Linked DNA regions of Homo sapiens: region 2 is linked to region 1. A link is an interaction called in ENCODE POLR2A ChIA-PET data of the cell type or tissue named here. Cell type or tissue: PC-9. All regions are shown on one strand. Links, peaks and the distances in the headings refer to the core of each region. The heading gives the core; the rest is flanking DNA.

What was found. ChIA-PET counts read pairs that join two places held together with the same protein. Peaks named below come from ENCODE experiments on the same cell type or tissue, not always from the same donor. Only the 100,000 strongest peaks of a DNase experiment are listed, where the experiment ranks them.
Region 2: POLR2A ChIA-PET joins it to region 1 with 5 read pairs; 4 of 35 experiments call an interaction of 5 or more read pairs at or near these places.

What each region holds. Positions count from the first base shown.
Region 1 is chr1:207,820,609-207,828,558 of GRCh38, reverse strand. It overlaps MIR29B2CHG (MIR29B2 and MIR29C host gene), which reads left to right and starts at 5,856. Exons shown (of 6, transcript NR_135299.1): 1 at 5,856-6,355. It overlaps LOC148696 (a long non-coding RNA gene), which reads right to left. Exons shown (of 1, transcript NR_026817.1): 1 at 5,963-7,950. RefSeq lists enhancers at 2,500-2,619, 4,166-4,215, 5,986-6,165 and a silencer at 5,666-5,845. In PC-9, for the core only: CTCF peaks have their summits at 4,289 and 4,490; DNase peaks (open chromatin) are centred at 4,488 and 5,158; H3K4me3 peaks cover 1,089 bases; H3K27ac peaks cover 1,847 bases.
Region 2 is chr1:208,251,251-208,259,200 of GRCh38, reverse strand. LOC105372889 (a long non-coding RNA gene) reads right to left here and starts at 6,459. Exons shown (of 6, transcript XR_922509.2): 1 at 6,374-6,459; 2 at 6,019-6,072; 3 at 4,580-4,704. In PC-9, for the core only: no CTCF peak of the experiment used is centred there; a DNase peak (open chromatin) is centred at 4,180.

The DNA.
Region 1 (7,950 bases), core at 3,050-5,549:
CTCTCTGGCTTCTTCCCCCCGCCCTTCCTTTTTAATTTCCCTTTTTGTACCTTCTTGTTTAGCCTAAAAACTTCTGGTTGTAAAAACCATCCTAAAGTGTCTCCAAGTCTTTGGGGGAGTAGGCTTGTTCTCTGGGGCTCCAGAGGCAGAGTGGAGACCTGAAGGCTAATATTTCCCTGCAGAGAGATTTCATCTCAGTTGTGTTCCACTTGTCTGAACCCTCCAAAGGTGTGGTGGGAGTTATTGAATCAAGTTGGGGCTAGACCATGACTTGGTCACGGTGGTGTTTGTGGAGGGTACTGTGTCTTGAATGGGCAGCTGGATTATGATAAGCCCTTCCAATCTTATCACCAAAGCCCTGGATGGACGTTTTGTGGATGTCCAGAGAAGCGCTCTCAACTGGGAGACAGAGCCAGTATATCAGCATGACTTTTCTGCCTAGCTGGCAGGTCAGGATGCACACATATTATTACTACTTCAGTTAAATCACGTATACTTGGAAGTCATTTCGATACACCTCTCCACCTGCAGCCCTCAGGGAAGTTTTAAATTTTCCTCATTTTCCTCTATGCTTATTATTTTCCTCAAATGGCAGATGTGTGAGGTAAAGTTTTCCTCTTTGGGTATGTTCTTTATTTTATTTAATTCCTCACTCTGGCAATGCTTGCTCTTTTTTTTTTTTTTTTTTATTACAAACGTATTGTATTTTAGACACATTACAACCAGGAGAACAAACTGGAAGCTCTATAGGTATGTTCTGACCATTAAAATATCTGGACAGTGTTAAAAAAAAAATCAGGAGTTTAACATAAAGCTAGTTTTCCGCCTTGCCCTGAAAACCTGGATGATCTGGACTCTTTGGGTCTCTGTTCCCAGATGGTCCCCAGCAGGCAGAGCCAGGAGGGTGGCCCATCAGGAGTGGCACGGTCCTTCCACTGGGCACATCCCCTCCCCAGGCCACTGTACTCCTTCATTACCTGCATGGCCCCTGAAGACACTGGAGTTGATGACTTCCTGGAGTGGATAAAATGGGCTTTTGTGAGCTAGCCTGGGAACCAAGCAGTATGTTTGATATTATTTCATTGCAAAAGTGGATCTCAGCTTTTAAAGTAAGCAGATGTTTTAAATATCAGCAATGCAAATTTGGGAATACTTAGCCTCAGCTGGAATGTGTGTGTTCTCCATGATGGACTGTTTCTGATGCTTTTCCTGTGCTGTATCTTGGCTTAGCACTTAGTAGGTACTTAATAAATGATTTACCTCAGGTGGTAACCAAGCGCCTGTTGTCCACCAGCTCCCAGGGAGTGAACAGAAATGCCATCTTGCTGTGGACTGGGCCTGTCAGTTCCACCTGAGACCAGATCGCTGCCAGATTTATCTAGAACATCCACTCTAGCTCTAGATAACAGAGATTGGAATGTGTCCTCTGCACAGCTTCCCTGTCTGGAGAGCGAGGTAAAGACCTAGACCCCGTCGAGTTGGCCCTAAAGAGGAAACAGGACAGGGAGGCCGGCATGAAGCCGGCATGAAGACTGCTTTTCTGGCTGTTGCCTGCCGAACTGGAGTTTGTGGCCGGTACACAGTGCTTGCATTCCACACCCTGAACAAGGGCGGGTCAAAGTTCAGCTCATTCCCCTTTAAAGAAAAAAATTCTTTGTCTTTGGCATTTCGAAGTTTTGACCCAGATCAGTCGGAGGCCACGGAATGCTCATGAAGTCTGGAGAGTTTGTTTAGTTCCTGAGTCCGGTAGCTGCCGAGGAGCCAAAGAGAGCCGGCAACCTGTTGGGCTTGAGCTGAAGCCTTGCCTTTTCAAGTTTGTGCTGGCCTGGCCTCCCCAAGCCTCTGAGGGTGAGTAGAAGGAGCCAGCACCTTTTCCCCACTCTGAAGTTATCTTTACCCCCTGAAATCAAACACTGCATGCAGCACCCTGTAAAACTGCTTCCTTGTAGGCTCGAGCGTGCTTGCTAAGTAAACATCCTCCCATGTTTTTGGAACTGAATTCATTTCTGCTTCCTGGTCATCCCATTCGGGTTTTTTTGTTCTTGGTGCCTTGTAGAATCAGGTTAATAGAAGGAAGACCTAGAATTGGGCAGAGGTACCTAAAATGACTGTTTTAATCCTGCCTCCTCCAGCCTCCTCATATAACTGGCTGTTTTCCACCGCACTCAAGGTTCCCTCTTTCGGCTTAAAGCCCCCCTCTGTCTCTGTACAGGAAAAGCCTCTTCCTTCTTTCTTGCCTATTAAATTCTCCACTCTTTAAAACCACTCCATGTATGTCTGTGTCATTTTATTCAAACCGGAGCAAAACCGAAAACCCTAGTGTTCTTCCAGTCATCAAAGCCGTACCAACGGGGTCATGGGAAGGAAAAGATTTAGAGGGAAAATGAAAGGAAACAAAGCCTTGCTGAACGTAGTGTTGTCATAGGTTTTTGCGAGTCATAGTTGGTTCATGCCGCACCCCTGAGATGGGGACTTATCTTTGCAGGGACTCAGCTTAGTTTTGCTGCGGTCATAGACTACAGTCGGCCTCTGTACAAATTCTGTGGCTTTGTAGGTTCCTCCTGTGACCCTGCCTCGCTTTCGCTTCGTCTCTCATGACTTATTTGCCTCTTCTCTCACTTCCACCCACCCGTAACATCCCCATCGCCATGGCAGTGAGCAGCCACGTCACTCACCAAGTTCATGGGGTGATGGGCCAGCTCTGTACCAAGCCTACTTCCCTCTAGTTCTGCCTCCTGAAGGAGGAGGCTCCCTGGCAGAGCTCAGAGCCCTTTGTTTATTTGATCCTGGGCTCTTGGATAAATCAGGAATGTCCTGACATGAACTTAGGCATGTTTTTCTTCCATGGAGAAGGAAACTACGGCAAATGGGATTTAAGTAACCAGAGGACCTTTCTGGGGGACTTGCTTTAGTGCCATCAAGGCCACGTTCCTTTGGTCATCAGACCAGTAGGTAACTTCTTTATTGGCATGCTCAACCTTGGAGCCCAGAAGGTGTGAATTTGAAGCACTTTCCCCCCTGCTGGGAGCCTGGCACAGATACTCTGGTCTTCTTTTAAAACTGTGTAGTGCCATGCTTGTCTTCCAAGTGGTCCTTCTTTCTGCCGGATGAAACTTTGGCCCAGAGTAGTTGCTTGAAGAAGGCTGCCTGGGAAGCAGATATGGGATAAGGTAGCTGCCTGGCCTCGCATTCTCATTCATCTTCCTGGAAGTTGCAAGGTTCTTGATGTCATAGACTTCATAAGTTACCTGACCCAGGACCTGAATATCTCACTCACTTCTGGTCAAGTCTAGGCTCATATGGTACAACTGGTTGTCGGGAACCTTTCTGCATTCTTTGGATGTAGCAGTGTGGGAACCCAACACTCCCTTGGTCTATCTGGGTATGTAGGGTCTAGTGATTTAGTATCTCAGTTGTTCTTGGAAGCATTTTTGCGTCTGGGGGGAGGGGCAGGAAAATGTTGGGGGCTCTTTGCTTGCTGTAGTGGAGACCTGTGAGTATCCAAAAACAACCCCACTCCATCTCTAGATCATTGGTGGACCACCCCTTCCTGGAAGAGTTTCCAGGAGTGTGGACATCCATGCATGAACATTGTGGAGGGGTTGGGGGTCGGCTCGTGGATGCTCATCTTGCTTGACTGCCCATGCTGGAGAGGAGAACCCAGTCATTGGCCACTTCAGGTCCAGGCTTGGCTGTTGCTCTGTTTTGCTGTTTTTCATGTTGTCAGATCTTCTTGGGAACAAATGACTCAGCAACCCAAATCTCTGAGACTGTGTGGCCAATTACTTGAAAAGTAATTGAACGTATTTACCTAGGCCCTAAAATTTTGAGCCCAGGAAGGATGGATATCCAGACTGGTTTTACTCTGGATTCTTCAGGCTGCAGTTCAATTTGGTTTTTCAAATTCCTGCCCTGATAGAAGGATCTCATGTGTGGGGTAGGCAGGCAATGTTTTAATTACGCTTTTTGTCCTTAAGAAATTCCAGGGAGAAAAAGGTCCTGGTTTTTGGCCAAAAAGGCAAAAAACAACAGAAATCAGCTATGACTGTAATCCTGGACTTGTCTGTGGCACAAAGAGTTAATGGGACAGTGGTCAGGGTGAGGAACATTTTTTCTCAGGGCTGGAGAAGCCCATATGGCTCAAGAAAACATGTTGCAACATTTAGTACAGGGCAGCCCTGTCTGGGCACTGGGGGCTGCCACTCAAAGAGTTAAGCTACTCTTATGCCTGAGAAGGCCTCAGGGAAGGAGTGAGCCTGAAAGGACAGGGACCTCTATGCCCCAGAGCAGTGAGGTGCAGGAGGGGTGAGGTGGGAGGGTGTGAGCTGAAAAGTGTGGCCAAGGAAGCAGAGTGTAGGCCCAACTTTTTTTGCCTTGTTTGACCAGCCTTGGCACTGCCCTCCGGCTCTCCAGGGGAAAAGCTGCAGTTCTGCTCTTGCAACACAAGGAGCAGACTGGAGAATTTAGATCTGCGTCACAGAGCTGAGAGAGAGAGAGAGAGAGAGAGAGAGAGAGAGAGTGAGAGAGCGAGCGAGCAAGCAAGCTCCGTCGATAGGTCTGCTAGCAACAGCCGTGCTGCAGCAGAGAGAGAGAGAGAAATCAAGAAACAAGTCATAGCAACACCGGGCACCAGGTTCTGCCAGCTCACTTGCTGAGCGTTCAGAGATCTGTCAGGGCCAGAGGCCTCTGGGTAGCCTAGGCTAGGAGATGACACGCAAGGTGGCACGGGCGGTTCCCGTGGGGAGGAGGTGGGGTGGTGGTGGGGGGCAGGGGTGGGAGCAAGAGGTTGTGGGGCGACGGTGGAGGGTTTGATGGGACCAAATTCTGGAACATTCGGGACTGCGGCACCTTACGGCGGGACCAAGATTTGGGTCTGCGCAGGCGGCGATGGGTGGTCCGACGGGCTTCAGGACTTGATGGCGTAACCCCCTTCTTCCCCCACGTATGTATTTGCTGGGATCAGGGGCGCTGTCTCTGTGTATGTGGGTGCTCTGTCTTTCTCACCTTCTTTCTCGATTTTTGCTATTTATTTCTCTGAGGGAGGGTTTTTTCCCACTTTAATTTCTTTTCCCTAGTGTCAGCTGCTCAAGCCTGACCAGGGTAGAGGTGAGAGGAGTGAACCATCCCCTGCTTCCCACCTGACCTCCCAGCTTTTACCCTATTTCCTTCTAGTGGACAGACAGACTGGTTCTCCAAGTTGTTTGGGTGTCAGCGTCCATCTGTCTGTCCGTGCAGGTCTTATGTGGAAGGTAAGGGAGTGAGAAGTGCCGAAAGGAAGACAGAGGGACAGTTTTTTCCCAGGGGTTGCCTTATTGAAAGGTCTGGCCCTGGGATTCTGAGGCTGGTGGGGAGCCGAGTGGCCAGGGTGGGGTGTGGGCTGGGAGAAGTGGGGTAAAGCTGGTAGGTTTGTCACTGCGTAGTTGGGAAAAGTGGGGAATGGTGACGCAGTCACTGTTGCATCTGGTTAGGAGCTCTATGGGGACAGGTAGTGAGGCTCCTGGGGTCTCTGTGGCCAGCTGAGAGGGGTTAAGGATGAGCTAAGAAGGGAAGCTAGCATTTAGAGATTAAATGTCATCCTTTTGGCGTTGGAAAGTTGTTTACCTTGCGCTCTCTGTGTCTCCATGTTGGCTCCCTTCCAGTTCACATGTGATGGCCTTCCCTGTACTGCTGCATCATTAACTAAGTGACTGAGCTGGCCTTCCATTGGCCAGGGGAGGGCTCTCCCTCCAGACACTTCCTCTGATTGGTGGGTGGGCCAATGGCAGGTGAAAAGCTTTTTTTGATTGGCTCAGGGCAGGGTATCAAATCTGAATTTGCATTTCACTTGCTTAAAGGGGAGCGGGGAGAAGCCCAGCAGCTTTCTAAAATCTCTTTAGGGGTGTGCGTAGGCTCCTGTGTCTATGCCTGCTTTTGACTGCCCAGTTGAAGCCTCTTCCTATGCCTTTTAAAATTTCACGCACTATAAGGAGGAAGAGCTCAGGGCTCCCAAAACTTTTTATTTAGAGGGAAGAATGCTAGGGAGATGGGTATGCAGAGGGTTGACCAAATTGGAAGAAAATATTTATTCTGTAGTTTGGTGTTGGAAAAGGGAATTTTCCAATCAGCCACACCTCAGTGTTGCGGCAAAATAATTCTTGGCTCCCCTGGAAACGCATGGGCAAGGTAGGGCAGAGCTGCTGCTGCTGATACTGCCACCACCCTGGGCTTCCTGCTGACTCTGGGCTACTCCCTGGGGACAACAGATTTGCATTGACGTCCGGGGCTGTCCAGAGGCCCTCAAGAGCCAGTTGTGAGCTGAGCCCAGTATGGGAAAGATCTACCTTCTGGAAGCTACTACTACGTGGTGCTTGGAAAGGTGAGGATGGGGGACTGACCCCAGGAAATTGCTCGAAACTCCGCATCTGGTGGGATTTCCAGAAAAGTCAGTGGGAGACGGGAGGTTTGGAGGCCCCGGGTTAGAAAGGTTTGTCAGTCTAGGGAATGAGGAGAATCAGAATAAAACTAGGGCAGCAGGCTGTCCGCCTTTGGTTGGGGGAGGGAGGCCTCGAAAAATCAGGGTCCCGGCTCTCTAACCTGTCTTTGTCGCAGGTCTCACGTTTGTGGGGAGGGGGTTTACCAAGCCCTGCGCCATGCGCAGTGGCCCCCACCCGTGACTGCGCATCTGGAAGCGCAGTGCGCCCTGGGTCTCTGGCCTAGGACGAGCACCGCCCTTCTTATTACATAACTGAGGGCATGGCACGCGCCTTCTCGGCCCTTCCTTGCAACCCTACCTTCTTGCTCCCCAGGGCCCATAGAGCTGGGGAGGGTCTGACTGGGTAGCAGTGAAGGACTGCAATCCCTGGGAGGGCTAACTCTTGTCTAGTTACTGGCAGGAGCCAAGCTTGAGGACAAAAGTGGTGGTTTTCTAGCCTCATCTTGGGGAAGAGGCTACAGAACATCCTTCTGAGTGCCCCATACCACCTATGGCCCCTAGGGCCTCTCTGGTGGAGGGGGTGGCACCCTTCTTTCACTCATGTCCCATCTGATTTTTGAGAGGATGTTTCTGAAGGAAAAGATGTGATGATTATCGGGGGCTTGGTTGGGAGGTAGTTTTGACAGTTTACTCCCCTTGTCACTGGCTTCCCCTCTTTTCCCTGGGTGGGTTTATGATCTTTCTGGACTCCTCTGATGAGCTGCCATTTTGGAGCCATTTCTGCTGGTCTCCGACATGGTGGCGTTGGTTTTTCTGTCCTGCTGTGCCAGTTCCGCAGAGTGGGCGGGGGGCGGGGGCTATGACGGAGGAGGGGAAGGGGGGGCAAAAGCACAGCAGAGGCAGGCACAGTGGTGGCTGCCGCAATGAAGGTGGCTCTAGGGGCAGAGCCGCCTAGTCCCACCCTTGGACACAGTCCTGGGTGGGGATTCAGGTGGAAGGCGTCTGGGTAGGGGTTCAACACCTGGGCCCGGCTTTGCCAGAGCGTGGGTTTCCCATGTCCTCATCAGCCTGGTGCTTGGAGTAGTTCGGAAAAGCTGAGTGTCTGAATGAGAGTGGAGGCAGAGGCTCGGCAGCTCATCTCAGACGTGTCAGACCCGTGGTTTGTGTTCCCCAAATAGGCTCTGTCTCCAGCAGCCTCCCTGTGGGGACAGGGAAGTGAGGTCCATGGCAGCTTTGAGGATCTGTTCGGATGGTCCTGCCTGCTTACTGTTTTTCTTCTCTTTCTCCTCCATGCCCCCTGCCAGTGCCATGGTTCCAGCTGTAGTCCTCTTGTGAGGCTCCCCGCTGCCCGTTCCCCCTCTCTCCAGGCCCTTCTGCGTGCAGCGGCCATCTTGTCTTTCTTGCTCAGAAACTTAAAATGGTTTCTCATAATTCCCAGAGTAAAATTCCTTCCCTTTAGCGTGATGCTCAATGCTGGCCGTAACTGGCCTTAGGTTTCCTGTACAGTCTTACCTCTCTCAGTTTCTTTTGGTGGACCA
Region 2 (7,950 bases), core at 2,658-5,157, 430 kb before region 1:
CTTTTTCAGATTTGTTAAAAATACAGGTTGCCAAATTATACCCAAAACTCAGTAAATCTTCAAAAGTGATCAACAAGAATCCGAATTAAATGATAAAGCATGCTTCTATTATGCAGCCAGTTTGAGCACCATTGATCAAAATCATAGCCACTCAGTATAAATGTACTGATAGAGCACAGGCGCTTTCAGTGGATGTTTCTAAATAGATTCTCCCCTCTGCTGCTTGAGATGGTGCAATGCTGCTAGCACAGTCCAAAGGAAAATTTAGCTTATCATTTTATTTATCCTGATGGTTTTCTTCAGAGAAAACTTAAGAACTGTGGAGGGTGTGGTTTCTGCTTTTGAAAGAGAATTGGTCGCATATAAAGGTTAACTACATTTTCAAGGTCAAACAGTTGGTCAATACTTGGGATGAACCCAGCTTTGTGACCCTCTGGTCTGGAGTGCTGTCCACCATTAGAAAAGCAGCTGCTTCCCTTTCCCAATCCTAAGATCACCCTGGAGCAGAGATGACACCAATCTTCCGATCTCTCTAAGGGCACTTTCTCCACCCACAGGCAGGACTTTAGAGCCAGAAGGAAACTTGGGGATTTTCCTGAATCCCTAAGGTGAGAAAAGTGTGGCCTGACTCAGAAAGACAGTTAAAGGCAGCAGTTAAAGGACTAGACTCAAAGTCACCTGCCTCCCTGACCAATCAGGCTTTTCACTTCCTGTGCTGCAGCAGTGACAGTCTCACCTATTCTCATGTCATCAGAGCTGATAGTCAGTGCACTGAAGCCTTGTGGTAAGAATGAAGCCAAGTTAGAGTTGCTGGCATCTAATCGCAGCCAAACAGCCTAATATCACATCTCTGCAGCTATGTAGAAGGCAAGAATCAGACTCAACTCCGCTTGCCTAAGCTTTAGTGGCAATGGCCATCCCCAGACCTGGGTCCAGGACATTACACCCAGTGCAAGTTGAAAAGAGAGCAGGGAGTGGGCTAAGAAAAGATTATCTCCTCCTACAACAACAACTTTAAATGAGCTCTCTCATTTGATTTTTCTTGATCATCCATCTAGCAGTGAAAGGAGGCAGTGGGTGGATGGGAAGGCTGGGGGCAGGGGGTCCCCAGGAGTAGCAGCACTGTTGGCTTCCTCCAAGTCTGCCTTTTCACTCTTTTCACTTTTATCCCCAGGACTCGATAGGCTAGAGATCCTTTAATTGGTGTCCTGGTGGAAAGAGATGGCAGTTGGGTTCTATAGAAATAAGGCTTAAGTTTTTCTTCCATTGTGCAGGTCCACATAATCCTCACCATTCCCTGTGCCCCTGCCCACAGTTTGAACCAAAGGCAAAAACTGGAGGTGGTCCTCCTGGTACATCTGGCTGTTTTGGAAAGCTCCAGGGAGGGAGTCATCATGGTAATCAAATGCATCCATTAAACCCAACAGACCCTTTTAATCATAGGCACTGTGCACGCGTGTGCACGCACACACACATGTGCACGCACACACACACACACACACACAATTGCCTGTCTCAGTGCACTCTCTGCGGCTCACTCTGGTCTCCCTGGCTTCCACAGTGTGAAGCAGGGCAAAAAACTATTCAGGTCAGAAGGCCAAGGTTATGAGGGAGGAAGGAAACCCAAGGGGGTGGGCAAACATGCTTGAATGTGTGCCAAAGAAGGGGACTGAAAGGCTTTGAAGGCAAAGAGTCCTATAGGGATGCTAATCATAAGTATTTTATTGTGATAATGCTGGGTCTCTTTCTCTCACTGGGATGCACACAAAACTGCAATGGGGAACGGGAGCCTCCCAGCTGCTCACTGTATTGCCATCAGAAAAGAGGTCAGTGGTAGAAAAAAGCCTTTTGCCCAAGGCTTTCGGAGAAATCATTGCTTTCACTGGATGAAGGTTCATAAGAAAAACTTAGTCTAGAATTTAAGAATCTTCTTGCTAAGAGGATTTTAAAACTATGACAGTATTCAAGGTTATTGGTAATATATTCTAGACCCTTTAAAAGTTATAAGGTGGTGAATGTCCTGTTATCGGATGGATCCAAGGAAATAAAGAATGACGACTTGCTGAGTTGATGTAGAAGATATTCTTACAGAGGGTGGAGTGGAGTTGAATCGTGTTCTCCGAAAAGTTACATATGTTCAAATCTAACTCCTGGTACCCCTGCATGTGACTTTATTTGGAAATAGGGTCTTTGCAGACATAACCAAGTTAAGATGAGGTTATACTGGATTTGAGTGAGCCCTAAATCCAATGACCGGTGTCTTTATGAGAAGACCATGTGAACACACACACACACACACACACACACACGCACACGGAAGATGGCCATGGCCATATGAGGACAAAGGTACCAATTGGAGTGAAACAGCTCCAGGCAAGGAATGCCAAGGATTGCGGACAACCACCAGAAGCTGGAAGAGGCAAGGAAAGATTTCTCCCTAGAGCTTTCAAAAGAAGCCTGGCCCTGCTGAAACCGTGATTTCTGACTTCTGGCCTCCGGCACTATGAGAGCAAAAACTATTGTTTTAAGTTACCCAGTTTGTGGTCATTTGGTATGCAACCTCGGAAACTAAAACTGAGGGTAAGACTAAATGGCCTGAAGGTTTTTTCCAACTATGATAAGCTATAGTCCTAAATTGGTGAGGGTTCCTTTTTTGGGAGTTCATACAGAAACATCTTTTTAGACTGATCCCCACACTGTCCTATCGTGACAGAGAGAAGTGTGGCTGTGAATGAGAAGTAGAGAGGAATGAAAGCCATTGTAGGCCCTTGAGGCAGAGTCCCAACCGGACCCTCCCCTCCTCAAGAAGGGTACTGGTTCTTTGCATGTGTGCTGCCTTCTCCTACCCCCATGAAGAATAATTGCACACTTTGTGCTGGCTCCTGAGGCAGAAACCAGACCCCAGTCCCCAGGGTTGTCAAGTGGCATTCCTGACTCAGGAGCTCCATCCAATTCCAAACAATTAGATAATTTAATCAGCATTGCAGAAGGCACATACTAATGCCATTAAAGGCAAGATCTCCCAGGGCAGTCTGGGAGGAGCAGAAGGGGAGACAAAGTGGAGTGGACTCAGCCTCAAGGTCACTGTGTCCTCCTCCACTGAATTGCCTGAGAGGGATGGTTCTGAGGCAATGCTGTTGTTCCCAGGGGTGGACAGCAGTGCTCCCTTCTCTAGAAACCAGGGTCAAAAACCAAGATGGAATCTGCACAGAGGACAAGAAATCATCCAGAGACTTGTAGAAGAAGCCCTGCATCTTCATGAATGGTGCATGGGACTAGGAATCAATAGGTCTTGTTTCAACCCTGGATCCATCATATATCAGCTGCATCACCTTGCACAAGGCACTTACTCTCCTAAGCCTCAGTTTCCACATTTGAAAATAGAGACAATTGGCCTGGCACGGTGGCTCATGCCTGTAATCCCAGCACTTTGGGAGGCTGAGGTGGGCAGATCACGAGGTCAAGAGATCGAGACCGTCCTGGCCAACATGGTTAAACCCCATCTCTACTAAAAATACAAAAATTAGCTGGGCTTGGTGGCGTGCGCCTGTAATCCCAGCTGCTTGGGAGGCTGAGGTAGGAGAATTGCTTCAACCACAGAGTTGGAGGTTGCAGTGAGCCAAGATCATGCCACTGCACTCCAGCCTGGCCACAGAGTGAGGCTCCGTCTAAAAAAAAAAAAAAAAAAGAAAAAGAAAAAAGAAAATAGAGACAATTACACTGCTTTCTAAGATTTGCAGAGTAAGGGAAAGGAATACATCATTTTTTGTTAGGATTGGGAGTCAGAGGTTGTGTTCTAGCAATCATTGTGCATTGTTTCAGGTCAGGTCCAAAACTGGAACCAAGGATTTAATAACTATTATGAGCAAATATATGGAAATTACAATAGTGCCTATGGCAGGGATCAAAACTGTGACTACCTATTTTAATGTGTTGGCCTGAAAACCAAAATATACCAGGATGCCATGCTTCTTGCTTTCCAGAGGAGGAAAATAAGGCTGTCTGATTTCCCAAAGCCACATCACCAGTTAGTGACAGAACAATGACTGTCACAGAGAAACTGTCCTGTAAGTAGCAGTTTTTCTTGTGCCAGACACTGTGGTTTACAAGCCTCTCATTTAATTCTCATAACAACTCTATGATGTTCACATTCTTTTCCCATTTTACCATTGAGGAGACTGACATTAGATAGAGGTTAAGCAACTTTGCTGAAACCACAGTGGAATGAGCCCTGGAGCCAGGAATCAAACCCACTCTGAAATCTGTGCTCTTAGCAATAGCAATGGAACCCGGCAGTCTTCTTAGTATGTATCTACCTGCTTCTAATGTACATGAAAACTTTGTCAATGACAACTTGCTATACACATGACCACATTCATTATTAATATTAACTGTTAAATGTAATTATGACATTAAGAGAAGTTAGCATTCGTTGGACTTTAAAGCTCATCAAAAGCACAGAGGTGATTCATAGGTCCTGGGATGAGGTACATATAGAAACTGCAGAGCAATTTGGCACATTCCTTTATCATAGGGTCTTTTCTGAGCTCATCAGTCAAAAGGAAAGAGAAGATAGTACCTTGTTTAAACAGGGCCAGAGATGTTAGTGGTTTTCCCTGATGGTAGAACTTGTAGTGGTGAAATTCAAGGCATATCTAATGTCCCAAAGGAGATTTTTGGCATCCTGACATTCCCTGTGGTCAGCTTCTGTGTATGAAAGAGGGATCCAGATTAGTGGAGCAGAACTGGATGGGTCCTGGTGTCAGCCTTAGAGAGAAACAGAGATCATGGGTGTTTTCCATCCCAGGCCCACAGGGGTCCCAGCATCAGAACAAAGATCTTCCAAAGTGTGACTCCATGATGGTGTGCCAGTCTTGACAGAGAGAAGAAAAGTTGGGATGGGCAATGGCTATAGGGAATTAATACAAAACTTTCACTTCAGATGGAAGGTGCAAGAGAAACATAAGGCATAGCCCTTGCCTTTAAGGAATTTGCAATCTAGTGGGAAAGATGAAGGTGAAGTGCCCCGGTGGGGTGCAATGGCTCACGCCTGTAATCCTAGTACTTTGGGAGGCTGAGGTGGGCAGATCATAAGGTCAGGAGTTCAAGACCAGCCTGGCCAATATGGTGAAAACCCATCTCTACTAAAATTACAAAAATTAGCCAGGCGTGGTGGTGGGCACCTGTGGTCCCAGCTGCTTGGGAGGCTGAGGCAGGAGAATCGCTTGAACCTGGAAGGCGGAGGTTGCAGTGAGCTGAGATCGCGCCACTGCACTCCAGCCTGGGCGACAGCATGAGACTCTGTCTCAAAAAAAAAAAAAAGAAAAGAAAAAAAGAAAGAAAGCAAAGTGCCCAAATTAAGCACACTGATTAGCAAAAGGAGAGGTCAGAGGGAATTGCAGTCAGAATGCAGCAGAGGAGAAAGAATGCTGGACTTGAAATTAAAACACCTGGGTTCCAGTAACTTCTCTGCCATTTCCTGGACATGTGATCTACAAGTCACTTATGCTCTCTGAGTATCCTTGCTTCTCTCATTTCTGAAATGAGTTTCTTTTGAAAAAGCAGATACCACTAGTGAAAATATTTCAACATATATTTATTAAATGACTTATCTGTTACAAGTTCACAATGAAAAGAAGCTAGTGTACAAATCCTTAAAATTCTGTATAAACAGAAAGCGCCATGGCATCTTAAAAGAGATGGACCTTGAGAAGGTCCTAAAGATTGTTCAGGCATTGGATGACTGTGGGAAGTGAGGCAGGGGAATGCCACATTCCAGACTGTAAGATTAACATGAGCGTAGATTCAGGGGAGTGAAATGAACTTAGTATCTTCAAGGAACCACTACACCCCGGGGTGGTAGGGAGGGGGCTGTCAGAAATAAGATTGAGCACAGAGGGTAGCGCAAGATTATGAGAAAGTTTGAAAGATGGCCTTTAGCCCTCTGATATTATGGTTGTGGAGTGTAATTTTTATTCAAGGGGAAGAAAAAAAAGAAAAGAAATGCATGCTGCTCACCCAAACATCAGGACATTCTGTTCTTCTGTGATTGTGCTTCGTGAAAATGTTCTCCTGCAAAAAAGAAAGAAAAAGAATGATTAAGGGAAAAAAATAACTAGAGCCACAGTCATTTCAGCTCCACTGAAAGCACAGCAGGAGAAAGTAGCTGTGTTTGCCAAACTCCAGAAAGAGACACAATTGATGGGGGTGGGGAGAGGGGAGGGTGAGGCAGGGGGTGGGAGATGAGGAGGAGCGGTTCTGCGTTGTTTTATTCCCCCAAGAAGATATTGTAAATAATGGAGAGGTATAGTACATGGAAGGGGAAATTACTCTGACAGGGCCCTTTTAGGGAGGAAAATGGAACTAAACACACGTTCCATTATTCCTGATCTTTCTTTCAACTCCCCATTTACATGGGGGCTCCCCGGAGCTGATGTTTCCCTTTTGCTGTCATAAGTAGTCATTGACTGGAGCCGATCATTTCGAAATAACGGCCTGCTACTCTTCCGCTGTCGTGATTAACACAGGGTAATAATTATTAACCACACTGATAACTGCAGAGGAGGGGGCGGCTGCCAGGTTGCCCTGCTTTTCTGAAGCCAGGAAACTTCCCTGTCATTCCACCAGGGGTGGGTGATGTCCTGGAGAGACCACAGAAGGCTTTCTGCCGGCTTCTCCAGGAGACCAGGAGCTGGGGCTCCCGCACCCTGGGCAATCGCCAAGGCTGGGTTTGCTGTCATATCACGACCTTGTGCAACAATGCCAAAGTAGGAATTCCACAGGAAAAAGTGGAGGCTGGAGCTTGAGGGATGGGGAAGAAGAGAGAAGGTAAAGAGACACTACGGGATTGTCCTATGCTCTTGGCCTTTGAAACGTCAGGAAATATTGTCAGCTGAATGGATCGAAGGGGCTATAGCCACCCATGACTCAGAAAGATTCATAACACCAGAGCCCTGAATGGGAGCGTTTATCAAAGACAGGCAGAGAGAGAAATCATCCGACTTGGGATAATTCAAAGGCAAAATCCTATTTCTCAGCTCTGTCCCTGGATTGCACTCCCTCGTTGATTTTTTAGGCAGTGAGTTTCTTAGGCATTAAAAGAAGCCTTTTTTTTTTTTTTTTTTTTTTTTTGGCGTCAACATCCTTCCACCGTTCTCCAAGGAGAGAGTTGGAAGGGCGGCAGCATAGCAAGCTGGCGGTTGTGCTGGGGAGTAGAGGGTGCATCAAAGCTAATTCCTGCTTTTTACAGGTGGGGAAACCAAGGCCAGAGGAGGGAAGGTGACCTATGTGATGTCACACTGCCAGGGAGTGCAGAGTCAGGAATCAAACCCAGGTCTCCCGACTCCCAAGGTGGAGTTTTTTTTTAGTTCTGTTGTTGCTGTTGTTAATGGAGACAGCAGCCTTCATCCTACCAGCACTGATTGATTCTAAGTCAAAAGAAGCCATTCCAGAAAATCAGTGCTGCAGCCCCAGAGAGAAAGAGGAGGAAAGCCAGAAGGGAATGATGGAAAAAGAGAACTGCTTTTGCTGATCTTTCTTTTCTGTCCCATATAGCACTCATAATCCCCGGCAAGAGAGTATTTCACAAAAGGAATCATAATGAACTTAATATTAAACTGACTAAGAGGGGAAACCTAAACGTGGACCTTTCCTTCTAGGAATTCGAAACTCAGAATATGGAAAACATTGTTAATGTGGTTATTAATTGTTTCATGATGTCAGCGCTGATGCAGTTGATCCCTGCCTGCCCAGCGCTTGTGCCACTTCTGGATTTTTCTTTTCAGACACTAGCAATTCACACCCTGTCCTAAATTTATAGCATGGGGCAGGCACTGTGGTTTGCACCTGGATGTCAGGATATTTGATTTGCTTAAACAGCGTGTTTGTTTATTTTTGCATGGAGTGGTGGACTTCACTCTCCCAGCCTCCTTCCCGGGCAAGGTCCCACCC